2 separate regions of the Homo sapiens genome follow, and region 1 is linked to region 2. Evidence: chromatin contacts called from ENCODE Hi-C data. All regions are on one chromosome and are shown on one strand. Each heading gives the region's core, a stretch centred on a gene start or an enhancer-like site at or near the end of the contact. The rest is flanking DNA. Distances are from core to core; before and after follow the strand shown.

What was found. Hi-C counts contacts between places; a loop is a spot of excess contacts on that map. Pooled maps may share reads with other maps.
Region 1: a loop to region 2 is called in a pooled map, with 10 times the contacts of the local background. The contact joins the promoter of MAEA here to the promoter of ZNF718 in region 2. A Hi-C loop is called at or near these places in 6 of 50 pooled maps.

What each region holds. Positions count from the first base shown.
Region 1 is chr4:1,284,875-1,291,160 of GRCh38, forward strand. MAEA (macrophage erythroblast attacher, E3 ubiquitin ligase) reads left to right here and starts at 5,017. Exons shown (of 9, transcript NM_001017405.3): 1 at 5,017-5,108. The coding sequence starts at 5,040. It overlaps LOC105374347 (a long non-coding RNA gene), which reads right to left and starts at 4,697. Exons shown (of 3, transcript XR_925046.3): 1 at 4,011-4,697; 2 at 2,252-2,334; 3 at 1,490-1,574. It overlaps LOC105374346 (a long non-coding RNA gene), which reads left to right and starts at 2,729. Exons shown (of 2, transcript XR_925043.3): 1 at 2,729-2,849; 2 at 3,152-3,420. RefSeq lists silencers at 4,538-4,947, 5,048-5,327.
Region 2 is chr4:123,251-129,489 of GRCh38, forward strand. It overlaps ZNF718 (zinc finger protein 718), which reads left to right and starts at 1,251. Exons shown (of 4, transcript NM_001039127.6): 1 at 1,251-1,423. The coding sequence starts at 1,421. LOC124900641 reads right to left here and starts at 2,341. Exons shown (of 1, transcript XM_047416469.1): 1 at 1-2,341. The coding sequence starts at 1,998. The coding sequence ends at 1,522. RefSeq lists enhancers at 1,236-1,675, 1,966-2,165, 2,426-2,485.

The sequences.
Region 1 (6,286 bases), core at 3,767-6,266, 1.2 Mb after region 2:
AACCACGTGTGCCCCACAGCTCATCCCTGGCATAGCTGATTAGTCCAGATGGACAGCCAACCCACACTGGGCAAGACTTTGGAGCCTAAGATTTTGGAAGTTTGAACCAAGAGACGCAGAACATGGCAGCTGTTGAATGCTATACTACGACAAAAAGTATATTTGGTCTTGGTCCCTGGTTCCGGTCACCAAGTGTCTAAAACCCTTGCGATTTCCTGAGTGTGGGAGCGTCTTCTTTCTTCATAAGGAACTCCTTCCCACCACACCTGAGTTTATGTTAATGAAGTGACTCTGGGTGGGGCCTCCAGATATCACTAGAAAGACCCGGAGATTGGTTGGCAGGAATTCTCAGCCCCTCTCCCACTCCACCTCCACCTCTGGGGATGAGGGGGGCTGGGGATTGAGATATGAAAATGTGTGAATAATGAGATTCAGGAGAGCCTCCTGGCTGGTGGATGCCCCGAAGTGCTGAGCGGCTGCCGCGCAGAGAAGGCTTGGGAGCTCCTCGCCCCACCATGCCCGATGCACTCCCGTTAGCTATTCCTGAGCTGTGTCCTTCATAATAAGCTGGGAAGCATTAAGTGTTTCCTGAGCTCTGTGAGTCATTCTAGCAAATTATTGAACCTGAGGAAGGGTTTGTGGGAGCCCCAAATGTGTCATCTGCCTTGTGGGTGGCCTGGGCACCCCATGTGCAGCCGTCACCTGGAGTGGGGACAGCCTTGTGGAACGGAGCCCTTGGCCTGTGGGGTCTGTGCTAACTCTGCGAGTGAGTGTGAATGGGGTTGGATTGTAGGATAGCCAGTTGGTGGCAGAGTCTGACAGCTGGACAATTTCAAGTTATATAAACCAAAAATAAGATACTAAGCTCCCCCAACTGACTGAATGGAACCCCCTACCCCCACCTTCAGCCAAGGGGGTTTCAAAGAAACCTGAAAAATCAGTTCAGGACACGATGGCGGCGCATGACTTTTCTTGGTCACTTGTCAGCCAGAGACCCCCAGCCAGCGACACCCTTGCTCAGGCCCAGGTTTGCCACAGGAGATGCCCATTCACTTGGCCCATCATGTCATGCCAGGCCCGCACTCCAGCGTTTGCGGCTGTTCCGACTGTGCACTCAGCCCCCAGTGGGAGGGGGTGTGAGCGAGTGAGTGCGGGGTCCAGCCAACGGTTCCAAGTGTCAGCACAGACGCAGGCTCCATGCAGGGCTTGTGGCTGGACCAGGCATGTTGCAAGCCACTCCCATGGTGGACTCCGGCGTCCAGACAAGGGGAACACGGTGGCGCCCAGGTAGGGGTGCTGTGATCCTGAAGCCCCAGAGGGGGTGTTACAGCATGCTAATTAGCTCTTTTAGTCTGCATCCTGATGGACAGTGGTGCGTCAACAGCTCTGTCAGCCGCTTGCCCCGCATCAGCCCATGGCTCCAGGGCTGGCTCAGTCCCACTGCTGCTTCTGTCACATGGGGTGGCTGCCCTCTGCTGGTGAAGGGCAAAGGGTTATGGAGTTACAGCCTTCTCTGTATTCACATTTGGTGCATCCTGAGCTCTTGTCCCACGTCCAAGAAGAATGATGATACACTGACAATTGAAGGGTGAGGAGGATGGAGAAGAATTTTATTGAGTGACAAAGCAGCTCTCAGTGGAGCAGGGATGTGAGGGTGGTCCCCCACCTGAAGTCGGATGGTTTCTCTCTCCATGTGGCTGGGTTTGGGGCTTTCATGGGCTCAGAGTGCACACTGATTGGTTTGTGAGGATGCAAAAATGGCTAAAACAAAGGCATCACTCAAAGGTGGGGACAACAGTGTAAAAAGCAATTAGGGGCTGGGTGCGGTGGCTCACGCCTGTAATCCTAGCACTTTGGGAGGCTGAGGTGGGTGGATCACAAGGTCAGGAGATTGACACCATCCTGGCTAACACGGTGAAACCCCATCTCTACTAAAAATACAAAAAAAATTAGCTGGGCGTGGTGGCGGGTGCCTGTAGTCCCAGCTACTCGGGAGGCTGAGGCAGGAGAATGGCGTGAACCTGGGAGGCAGAGCTTGCAGTAAGCCGAGATCGTGCCACTGCACTCCAGCCTGGGAGACAGAGCGAGACTCCATCTCAAAAAAAAAAAAAACCAAAAAAACAACCAACCAACAAACAAAAAGCCAATTAGGGAAGGATAGGTATATGTAAAATAGGTGAAGGGTGGGGACCAATCAGAGGAAAGCATGCCAGGCAGGAAGACAGGTTCCCAATCTAGTCCATGGATTTACCTGGGACTTGTAGGTCGGCTTTAAACTGTCTTCGGCTTGAAGGTCGGGTTTCACTGGGTAACTGCTCGGTCTGCCTCCTGCCACTATTAACGTGAAGGGAGAGTTGGACATGCCTCAGTATCCCCTCCTCCCTTTCGAGTTCAGGCACAAAACTTACCAGCATTAACATTAAAACAGAGATCTTAAGACTGACAAAACAGACTCTGTAGCAATAAGATGCCAAATTCCAACTTGACTCTAGTAGAGCATCACATGACAGATAGCTGGCCTTGAAGGAAATCAAAGTGTTTTACCCCAAAATATATTTCTTTGACATATTTTGAAAGGGCCCTGCAAAGCTGTCTCTTGTGGGAGAAATTTACATTCTGTAGGGAATCCCTTGCCCTTCCTTTCCGGGTCTTTTCTGATTCTGAAGAAGTTAATGGTTAACTGAGAGTCTAGCAGCTCTTGTTTTTTTTTTTTTTTTTTTTTTTTTTTAGGAGTCTCGCTGTGTCACCCAGGCTGGAGTGCAGTGGTGTGATCTTGGCTTACTGCAACCTCTGCCTCCCAGGTTCAAGTGATTCTCCTGCCTCAGCCTCCCAAGTACCTGGGACTACAGGTGAGTGCCACCACATCCAGCTAATTTTTGTATTTTTAGTAGAGACAGGGTTTTACCATGTTGGCCAGGATAGTCTTGATCTCTGACCTCGTGATCCGCCCGCCTCGGCCTCCCAAAGTGCTGGGATTACAGGCGTGAGCCACAGCACCCGGCCAAGTCTAGCAGCTTTTTAAGATCTAGATATGAAACATTTGCCATCTATTGCTTCTAATGGTGGCCACCTATGAGGCTTCATCTATGTAATAAGAACGTTGGTCTCCACAACCCCTTTTAACCCAGATGCTCCTTTCTCTCGATTCCAGATCTTTAGATAAGCACTCTTTCAACCAAATGCCAATCAGAAAATCTTTGAATCCACCTGTGAGCTGGAAGCCCCGCTGTGCTTTGTGTTGTCCTGCCTTTTCGGACCAATGTAAATCTCACATGTACTGATTGATGCCTACATCTCCTTAAAACGTATAAAATCAAGCTGTAACCCAACCACCTTGGGCATGTGTTCTGAGGACCTCTTGAGGCTGTGTCACTGGTCATGATCCTTAACCTTGGCAACATAAACTTCTAAACTGATTGAGATCTGTCTCAGACACTTTTTGGTTTACAAAAGGACTAATTCAAATACAGTTTTATCTTCCAACATAAGAAAACCTAGAATGAATGACTCAAAGGTTGTAGAGGGTTAAACAACCTCTCCAACGTGCAAACCTCTGCCTTATAATTCCTAAGTATTTCTGACTGTAGATGGTACTAGGATAGGATCATTTTACCATGGAAATGAAACCCGTGTCCTTTCCTTTGGGTTAATCTTGAATCCCTGGTGAAGTGAAGGCAGTCTCTAAGAGGAGTGCAGTCCATCCAACTGCTGCAGTGCTCCTGTGTACTACTGGGACCATCCCGGAGAGTGGCAGACACGATGCGAACCGTGAAAGGACGCAAAGAGTACAGAGTGCATGCTTCCATCTCTATAGGAAGGTCAGGAACGCTGTTACGGGGAGCAGGGTTAGAATGATGGGGATATAGCCCGGGAAGGGGCAGAGGAGCTTTCTGTGCCACGGGAAATGTCCTAAATCTCAACCAGGACACGGTTAGATAAAAGTGCAAATATGGGTGAAAATTCATTAAAGCTGTATAGTTAAGATTTGTGCACCTCACTGTAAAACTTACTTCAAATGTCTAAAAGACTGGAGTCTGCAGCCACACACTTGAGGAATAACACTTTCCTTAGTCCCAACTCCTGTTTAAGTAAGACAGAGAAAGATTCCACAGTGCGGGTCGGATGTCTTGCGGCTGTAACATGTAGCAGCCTCCAAGCGGAGGTTCTCCCTTCATCGCTGTGTCACCTTAGATGTTTTTCCTTTGTTTAAACACCAAATATTTTAAAAGTTGTTTAGAAATGTGTTATGTGAAACACAAGGTGGTTTAATTGGGACGTCATTTCCTAATTAATAAAATCTAATTTCAGTTTTATTTTGGAAAGGAGGGAGACGGGTGGTGTTTGAAAGGCTGAGAATGTGAAGTGGCTGAAATGAAGGCAGCGCACGACCTGGATGCCAGCGCTGCCCGCCCTGCAAGGAGAGGGCGGAGAGGCCACACGCTTCTCATGCTTCGGGAGTTTCTGTCCATAAATCAGTTTTAGGTACTGGGCCTTTCCTCTTCCGTTGGGAAGTCGGAGGTTCCACATCAGGATTCCAGCAGCTGTAAATCGGTCAAAATAAGGCCAAAGAAAAATAGCTGGCTACAGGCGCATGCGGCCAGGCGTTTTGTTGGCGTTGCCCTTGGTACCGCAGGCACGAGGGACCCACAGGGGACCACCCCGCGGGAGCCCCAAGTAACTGGACGGACGCCAAGTCCCCCAGCCCGCTCGGCCCCAGCTCCACCCGCCCGGGCCGCAGCCCGCACCCCATCGGCCCGCCCCGGGCCAGGAGCATCCCCAGCTCCGGCGTCTGCGGCCTGAACCCGGTAGCGAATTCAAGGTGGAAACCGCCAGCCGGGGCTATCGTTGATTGGCTGAACGAGAGGAAACCCGGCAGTGATTGGTTCGCGCCTTCTTCCGCCTCCGGCCGACTGGGCGGATACGATTGGTGCAGGGGCATCGGCCCGCCCCCATCCTGCTCCGGCCGGCGCGTGGCGTCATTTCCCGGCGTGCAGCGCGCTCGCGCGTCCCCCGCCCGCTAATGTTTTGGCCGCTTCAAGATGGCGGTGCAGGAGTCGGCGGCTCAGTTGTCCATGACCCTGAAGGTCCAGGAGTACCCGACCCTCAAGGTGGGCGCCTGCGCCGCGCAGGCTGAGGGCAGCGAAGGCGTCTCCAGCCAGTGCCCTCGGGCCGCGAGGGGCCGCCCCGGGAGGGCCAGCGGCGAGGGCGGCGGGAGCTGGGCGCGGCCTCGCGGGGCCGTGCGGGCTTCTCAGGGGCGCCCGGTCCGCGCCGGGCAGGTGTGGCGGGGGCGGCGGCTTTGGCCCTGCCAGGCGCCCGACTGTGGCCCCTCTGCTTGAAGAGCTGCGTGAGCCGAGCCAGCGACGACTCTGGCAGCGCTAAGGGTGGCGAATTTGGGGCTGGGGTGGAAGCCGGAGTTTGCGGGGCGTGGGGTCTCTGGCGCCCAGGCAGACGGAGTGCGCGGCGTGCCCAGCCAGTGCCCGGCCGCCCTCCCGGGAGCCCAGGGCTGGGAGGTGCCGGCTGCGCCGGTCGCTAGTTAGGAACTGTAGGGAGAAACCTCACGGCCTGATGGCACCCAGCGACCTTTTTGATGGGCGTCACCAAACCTGAAATACAGCTCTTGCCGTCCGGCTGCCGGTTGCGTGACCTTGGGTGGTCACCTAGCCACGTCGCACTTCTTAGAATGAAATTTGTGCTCCTAGTAGAAGGAGCCGATACTTGTTCTTTACCTAGTTAGTAGAGGATTTGATATGAAGCACCTGGGAAGGAATTCCTTAAAAGATCAAGGTCATAGCTTTCCTAGAGCTGCGGCTGAGCTTCGTGGTTCTGTGTTGCCTTCCTGGAGAGCTGCGTAGTTTCTCTCTCCTCCCAGAGCGCCCTGGTGTTCACGTCCGTCTGAGGACGGACGGTGTGGCGACAGGTGTGGAGGATGCAGTATGGCCAGGTTGCTGTGCGTTCCCCCAGCCCCAGGGCAGTTCAGCGAAGGGCTGAAGAGCACAGGCTGTGAGCCATCCTGCTGGGGTGTGAATCAGGCTTCTCTGTATTCGTCCTTACTGGGAGACATCAGGGCCCGGTTGGTGACTGTTTATTCTTGTCAGGTTTAAGCAGTGGTAGCGCCTGTGTCACCTCAGGGTGAAATGAGTGACCACGTATTGTTTCAAACAGTGCCTAGCATTCATTAAAAGGTCCCTGCTACAGTTAGCGCTGCTGAAGTCAGGCTGTACCCTGCTGTAGCTGGTCTTCATAGGAAAGCAGAAGCAAGCTTCTCCTCCTCTTTATTAACTAGCGG
Region 2 (6,239 bases), core at 1-2,500:
ACAGCATCGAAGGGGACCCCAGTTGGTTGCCACTGCTGGCTGGGGTGGTCAGCTTTTATTCCACCTCCCATTTCCCCTTAATTGTGCCCTCCCGTGTTCCGTTTTTGTCCTATCACAGTGCCCTTTTTTCAATCCTCCCTGCAATTGGCTACTTTTAGGATCCTGCTGATTGGTGCATTTTACAGAGTGCTGATTGGTGCATTTTACAATCCCCTTGCTAGCTACAGAGCACTGATTGGTGCGTTTTTACAGAGTGCTGATTGGTACATTTTACAATCCTCTTGTAAGACAGGAAAGTTCTCCAAGTCCCCAGTTTACCCAGGAAGTCCAGCTGGCTTCACCTCTCAATTATATATTGATCACATATTAAAACAATAATATTTTGGATATAGTAGGCTAAAATTATCACAAACAATCTCACTTGTTTTTATTATTTTCGATGTGGCTAATAAAAAATTGAAAATTCACTAATAGCTAACATTTTATTTTTTAGAGGATTACTTCCTTCTTAAAATCTCATGTGTCCTACTCAAAAGACCAGAGGCCAGAAAGGTTATAAAACATTAAAATAATTGTCATTATATTGTTTCCGTTTGTGAACAAGTTTGTGTATGCACGCGTGCATGTGTACGTGTGTGTGCATGTGCGTGCATGCATGCGTGTGTGTATAATTTATATTATAAATGGACCTAACCTTACATACCACAAGGTTAAAAAAATGACCACTGGGCTGTACCAAGCCAAGCACAGAGATAACACCCCAGCCTGGGCCGGGCGTGGTGGCTCACGCCTTTAATCCCAGCATTTTGGGAGACATAGGCGAACAGATACCCTGAGGTCAGGAGTTCAAGACCAGCCTGGCCAACATGGTGAAACCCTGTCTCTGCTAAAAATACAGAAATTGGCCGGGTGTGGTGGTGGGCACCTGTAATCCCAGCTACTTGGGAGGCTGAGGAGAATCGCTTAAACCCGGGAGGCAGAGGTTGCAGAGAGCCGAGTTCGCGCCACTGCACTCCAGCCTGGGCGAGAAGAGCCAGACTCAAAAAACAAACACAAAAAACCTGCCTCAAAGTACCAGGAGGCCAGAGCCTGTCACTCTCGCCTCATTCAGTGCTGTGTATGGTTGCAACTTCTGTCACTCAAGGCCTGAGGCGGGAGACTTACAGCTCTATCCAATTAGAGCGCTGGATTGACAACTGCCGAATGAGGCGCGCAGCAGAGAGGAGGGTGCGGCATCCGGGATCTGGCGCGGCTTTTGCTTGTAGCTCCAGCCAGAGCTCGGTTAGGGCCTCATCGCTCTGCTCCCGCTCCTTAGGGAAGCCTCGGTGATTCTGCCACAGCCTCAGCCTCTGTGGCTCTGTGACCTGCCGGTATTGGATGATTCGTATCTAAGACTCTGGGACACTCCTGAAGTCGGGAAATGGTGAGTGTGCAGGGCAGGGCGTCCCAAGGCTGTGGAGGCCTCATCGGAACCGGCGGGAAATGGCGGCGGTGGGAGGAGTCTGTGAATGGAGTTCCCGCTCAGCCCTCTGTCCTCAGTCCCCTCCGGTGAGGGACCCGCGCTCTTGTCAGTCCCCGTACAGCGGCTCTGGCCCAGCCTGCAGCCCTCCTTGTGCAGCTCTGCGCCGGTAGCCCTGCACTTTCCCCGGGCTGTGGAGTGAGTAGGAGCTCATCCGGAAGACACCGCGGCGGCCTGCGCGGTGCCGGCGTGGGAGGAGCTGTGGTCCGGAATCCCGTCCCTACTTTACCCTGTTCAGAATGAGATTGAGGCCCCATCAAAACATGGAGTTCATGTGAGCAAACAGGACTTATTAATGGGAAAGCTCTGCCGTGGCTCGTGGTTTGGGGACTGCCAGCGGGTCTTGAAGGAAAGGCTTTTGTGAGGTGTGTGAGGAAGCGAAGCAAATCACCTGCCTGCGCCAACTTTGCCGCCAGTCCCCTTGCCCTGTGCGCCTCCTCCGCGTGGCTGTTCCTGAATACGCTGGTGTCTGTTCGCATCTTTTAGAATACGCTGGTGTCGGTGCGCACAGCGCTTCTCTTAGTTCTGTGAGTAGTTCTGCCACATTATTGAACTTGAGGAGGGTGTGGGCGTCCCTGGTTTGTAGGCAGGGGTTCAGAAATGAAGACGGGTGTCCAGAGGCAGGGACTGGCGTCTGCAGGAGAGCAGCTGCGGGAAGAGTGCTGAGCTTGTGGGGTCAGCGCTGACTCTGGGTGGTGTCGTTAGTGAGTTGCTGGACACCCCGTTGGGGTTGGAGCATTGACTGGTGTTGAGGAAACTCCGCAAGTTTTCTGTCAGAAGAAAGACATGGCCGAGTCTGGGTTGGAGGAAGTCACCTGGTGTCCGCAGGAGGCGCGGCCGGGTTCTGCACAGGCGCTGTCCCGCTGGGCACTGTCCTCTTCCTCCAGGCCTCCTCCCGGGGAGAAAGGGGACTGGGAACTTAGAGGAAAGCAGTTCTAAGAAACATCCCTTCCCCGCATCCTGCTGCCAGCCCCCACCCAATGCTAACCCACTCCTGAGCACGCCCACTGGGCATTCGCACGGCCACACCTGGCCTAAGACAGGGTTCTACCCTCAGGAATTGTGCCCATGGCAGTTTTGCTCCTACAGTTTTCTGCCAAAAGCACACGCAGTGCCCAGAAGACTCCTGGCTCATCTCAACCCCAGATCTGTTTAGCAGGAGCCCGTTTCCTTCTCCAACCCAGGCTTCTGGACCATCTGATCTTAATCTCCTATGCCTTTATGGACTCAGGAATCAGTCAGTGCGTAGCCCTGCCTGGGCCTGTACCTGTAGCACAAACCAGTCCTTTCATCAGTTGTGCCCTGCCCCCACCCCATGGCTCTTGATAGCTCCTTGCTGTCTTGTGCTTTTTCCTTCCCCACAAATCCTCTTTTCTGTGCATACAGTGTGCCCAAGTTCATCCCTTACGTGCCTACAAGAATTCAGACGTTAGGGAATTCAAGACCATGCCTTAGACCTGGCTGTTGTAGGAGCAAATACAAATTAGAAGAGGCTTAATGATTTCTCTTTAGAGTGAGGGAAGAATTTTTGCTCTTCTCCCTTTTCTTAAAGCATTTAGGTGGAAAATTTTTATAATTATTTTCACCAGTTTTTGAAATATATGTAAATCATTTTTATCAGTTAAATAGGTCATTTGTCTTTTTTGACTCAGACTTGTCTTTATCTAGGACTTGGGAACTATTGCTTTGAAATGTGAATAGCAAGAATATATCCCACAGTTTCTGTAGGAGGGTGGGAGGCTGCCTTCAGCAGGTACCTGGCTCCACATTGTGGGTCTACGTCCTGTCATGAAGATGTGGGAAGTTTATTTTTCTTTTGAATATTACCAATTAGAAAACCCAGATTACCTCCCAAATTACTAGGTGAAATAATAAACTGTGTAAATGGTGCTTTCAAGTCTTCTACTTAAGAACTAATGGTGACTTTTTTTCTGTGTTTGCAGTCTCTTAGTAGATTGCCTGTGATGCACATCACATTTTGGTTTAATTATATAACAAAACATTTTCTTGCTGTTCTATTATGGTGGAAAATTTTTTTAGGATTGGAGATAATTTTTCTCTTTTTTTTTTTTTTTAAGACGGAGTCTTCGCTGTGTCGCCAGGCTGGAGTGCAGTAGTGCGATCTCGGCTCACCGCATTCTCCACCTCCCAGGTTCAAGCGATTCACCTGCTCAGCCTCCTGAGTAGTTGGGATTACAGGCGCGCCACCACACTCAGCTAATTTTTTTGTATTTTTAGTAGAGACGGGGTTTCGCCATGTTGGCCAGGATGGTCTCCATCTTCTGACCTCATGATCCACCGGCCTTGGCCTCCCAAAGTGCTGGGATTATAGGCGTGAGCCACCGTGCCTGGCTGAAAATTTTTCTTTTAGTCATATTTTCCATGCACTGTTTAGAAGTACTGGACGTTATATACAAAGTGCCCACCAGGCTTCACTTGAGAGAAAAACCTTTCTTCTCAGGATTCCAGCCACAACCCACAATTGTATGACAAAGTGCAGCAAGGTGCTCCCCAAATCTGCAAACAAAATAGTCTCTCTATTTGGGATCTACAGTCCCTTCTAGAGCAGTTAGACTAGATTTCTACAAAAATCACTTCAGGACAGCAATCAGTTATTTCACCTCCTTCAGTGCTCCTGTCATCTTCAGATCTGACACGGATTCAGAGATCACGGGGCCCATAAACCCAACCAGGATCATACATGTGCATTGATTAAACTTGAGAACTTCAATTCTCTCCCTCCTCCCTTTGCCCAAATGCCCGCAAATGTGCATAGCTCACCAGCCCTCCAAGACCTAAATGTGCAGTTCCAAATTCTGAATTTATTTTCTGGGATTTGAGAGAAGAAAAGAACTTTTATTTGAGAAATACATGTTCTTTTAATGATCAGACCCAGAGACTGGTTAAAATGAGACCACAGTGATGTACTGTTCCCGTCTTTGAACTATTTGTCTTTTGAAATTGCTTGCTATTGGCACAAGTGGCTATAAATTAACCTAATAATGCCACACTGGACACTATAATCCACACCCAATAGCTTAACAATGTATATAACCAATCACTAACCAATGTTACTTCTGTAAATAAGAATTCCTGACAACTTTCTATCCTGCCTTCCTTTTTGCCTTTACAAATATACTTGTAATTGGAGTGTATATTCAGGTAGCTTTATACTCCAGGATTGCAGTCTTCAAGCTTTGGCCCCAGAAAACTCTCTACTTATATTATGTTTATCCCAGTATTTCCTTTTAGGTCAAAATATTCTTAAGAATGTGTTGAAGGAGCCTCCATGAGGTGATCTCTCCTCTGGTTTTACTCTGCTTACTCTAACCCCTAAGAATGTAGAGGCACATTGATCCCACCTAGAATCTGCATACAAAAGTTGGCCTCTGCCTGGGATTCCCAACACTGGACCAGACTTTGGGTTGAAGACATACGAAAAACTCACAGAAGACATTTTCTGCATCATGAGAGGTCAATGTAGACATCTTAAGCCCCATTTTTAGAGTGGGGCCCTTTGAGTTTTCCAGATCTTGTTCAGTGACCTGCTACAGCTGTGTGAGAGGCTTCTGATGGGAACAGAATCCTGTGGCAGAATCTTTAAGTGTAAACAAGCATCTTAGCAGTGGGAGGTAAGGCCACAAAATATCCAGAGCCTTAATGACAACCATAATCACAAGTGTACCTTCCTCCTCTATACTGTGTTATGGGAGTAGAGTACTTTTGTCCTTCTTCTTACCTCAGAGTTAGCTGATCAGGGACAGGGGATATCACATCTGGAGCCAAGATGTGCAGGACCACCAGGACAGCGCCATTTTCTGTTTGCACCACACAAAGTCAGCCTGAGTGTCTCCTCCGTGGATCACTATGAGGGCATCATTACTCAGCATCTTTGAGTAATGAGACATTTGAGGATGTCATGTGCAGACTGGGGTCAGTCTGACAAGGTCTAATTCTGCTCCCATTTCAGAGGAAGATAAGTGACTCATGCAGGGTTTGTTCCTCCCCTCACAGAAAGAATCTCCTTGGTTTGTACCCAGATAAGAATTGCTCCAGTTTTCTGGTTCTTTGGTGAAAAATGAGGAATCTGGAGACTCAAACTGATCAATAAGCTAATTGCTTCTATTTCATATGATCATTAGAAAAAGACATAAAGCAGTCATGGTCCCTACCATCAAGGAACTTGCAGTCTAGAGCACATGAATAAATGATTGAATTCAGCATCGTGTGTTCAGTACAAAGACAGAAACTGTATGGAGACTTAAGCTTAATTTGTGTTACTTCCCTTTTATTGTTTTGTGAGTTTTAATGCCACCATCTGATCAGCTGTTCATTGACAGAAGAGAAATTGTTGTTATTATTTGTGTTGTTTTTACCTTGCTAAGAATAAATAATTAGCTTCTAATATAATTGGTCTAGAAAAACATAAGGGTTTTGGTTAAATTCCTTGTTATTGTGTGTTATAATGTTATAAAATAGGGAATTAGCTAAAATAGATTAAGATACAGAAACTCTGGGAATCAAATTTCTCTTGGGCAGGCTTAGAAAAGACAAAACTGAAAATACTTACGGGCATAGAGAGCAGATGCCTAGGGCCCACCTTCTGTCCCAGTTCTGCCCAGATCCACCCTCTGCTGAACCTTGTCCAGGTCTTACCCCACACTGAAATCTCTCACAGAACTGCTTAGAGGAGATCAGAGTTTGGGGTGGCTACCCCTAC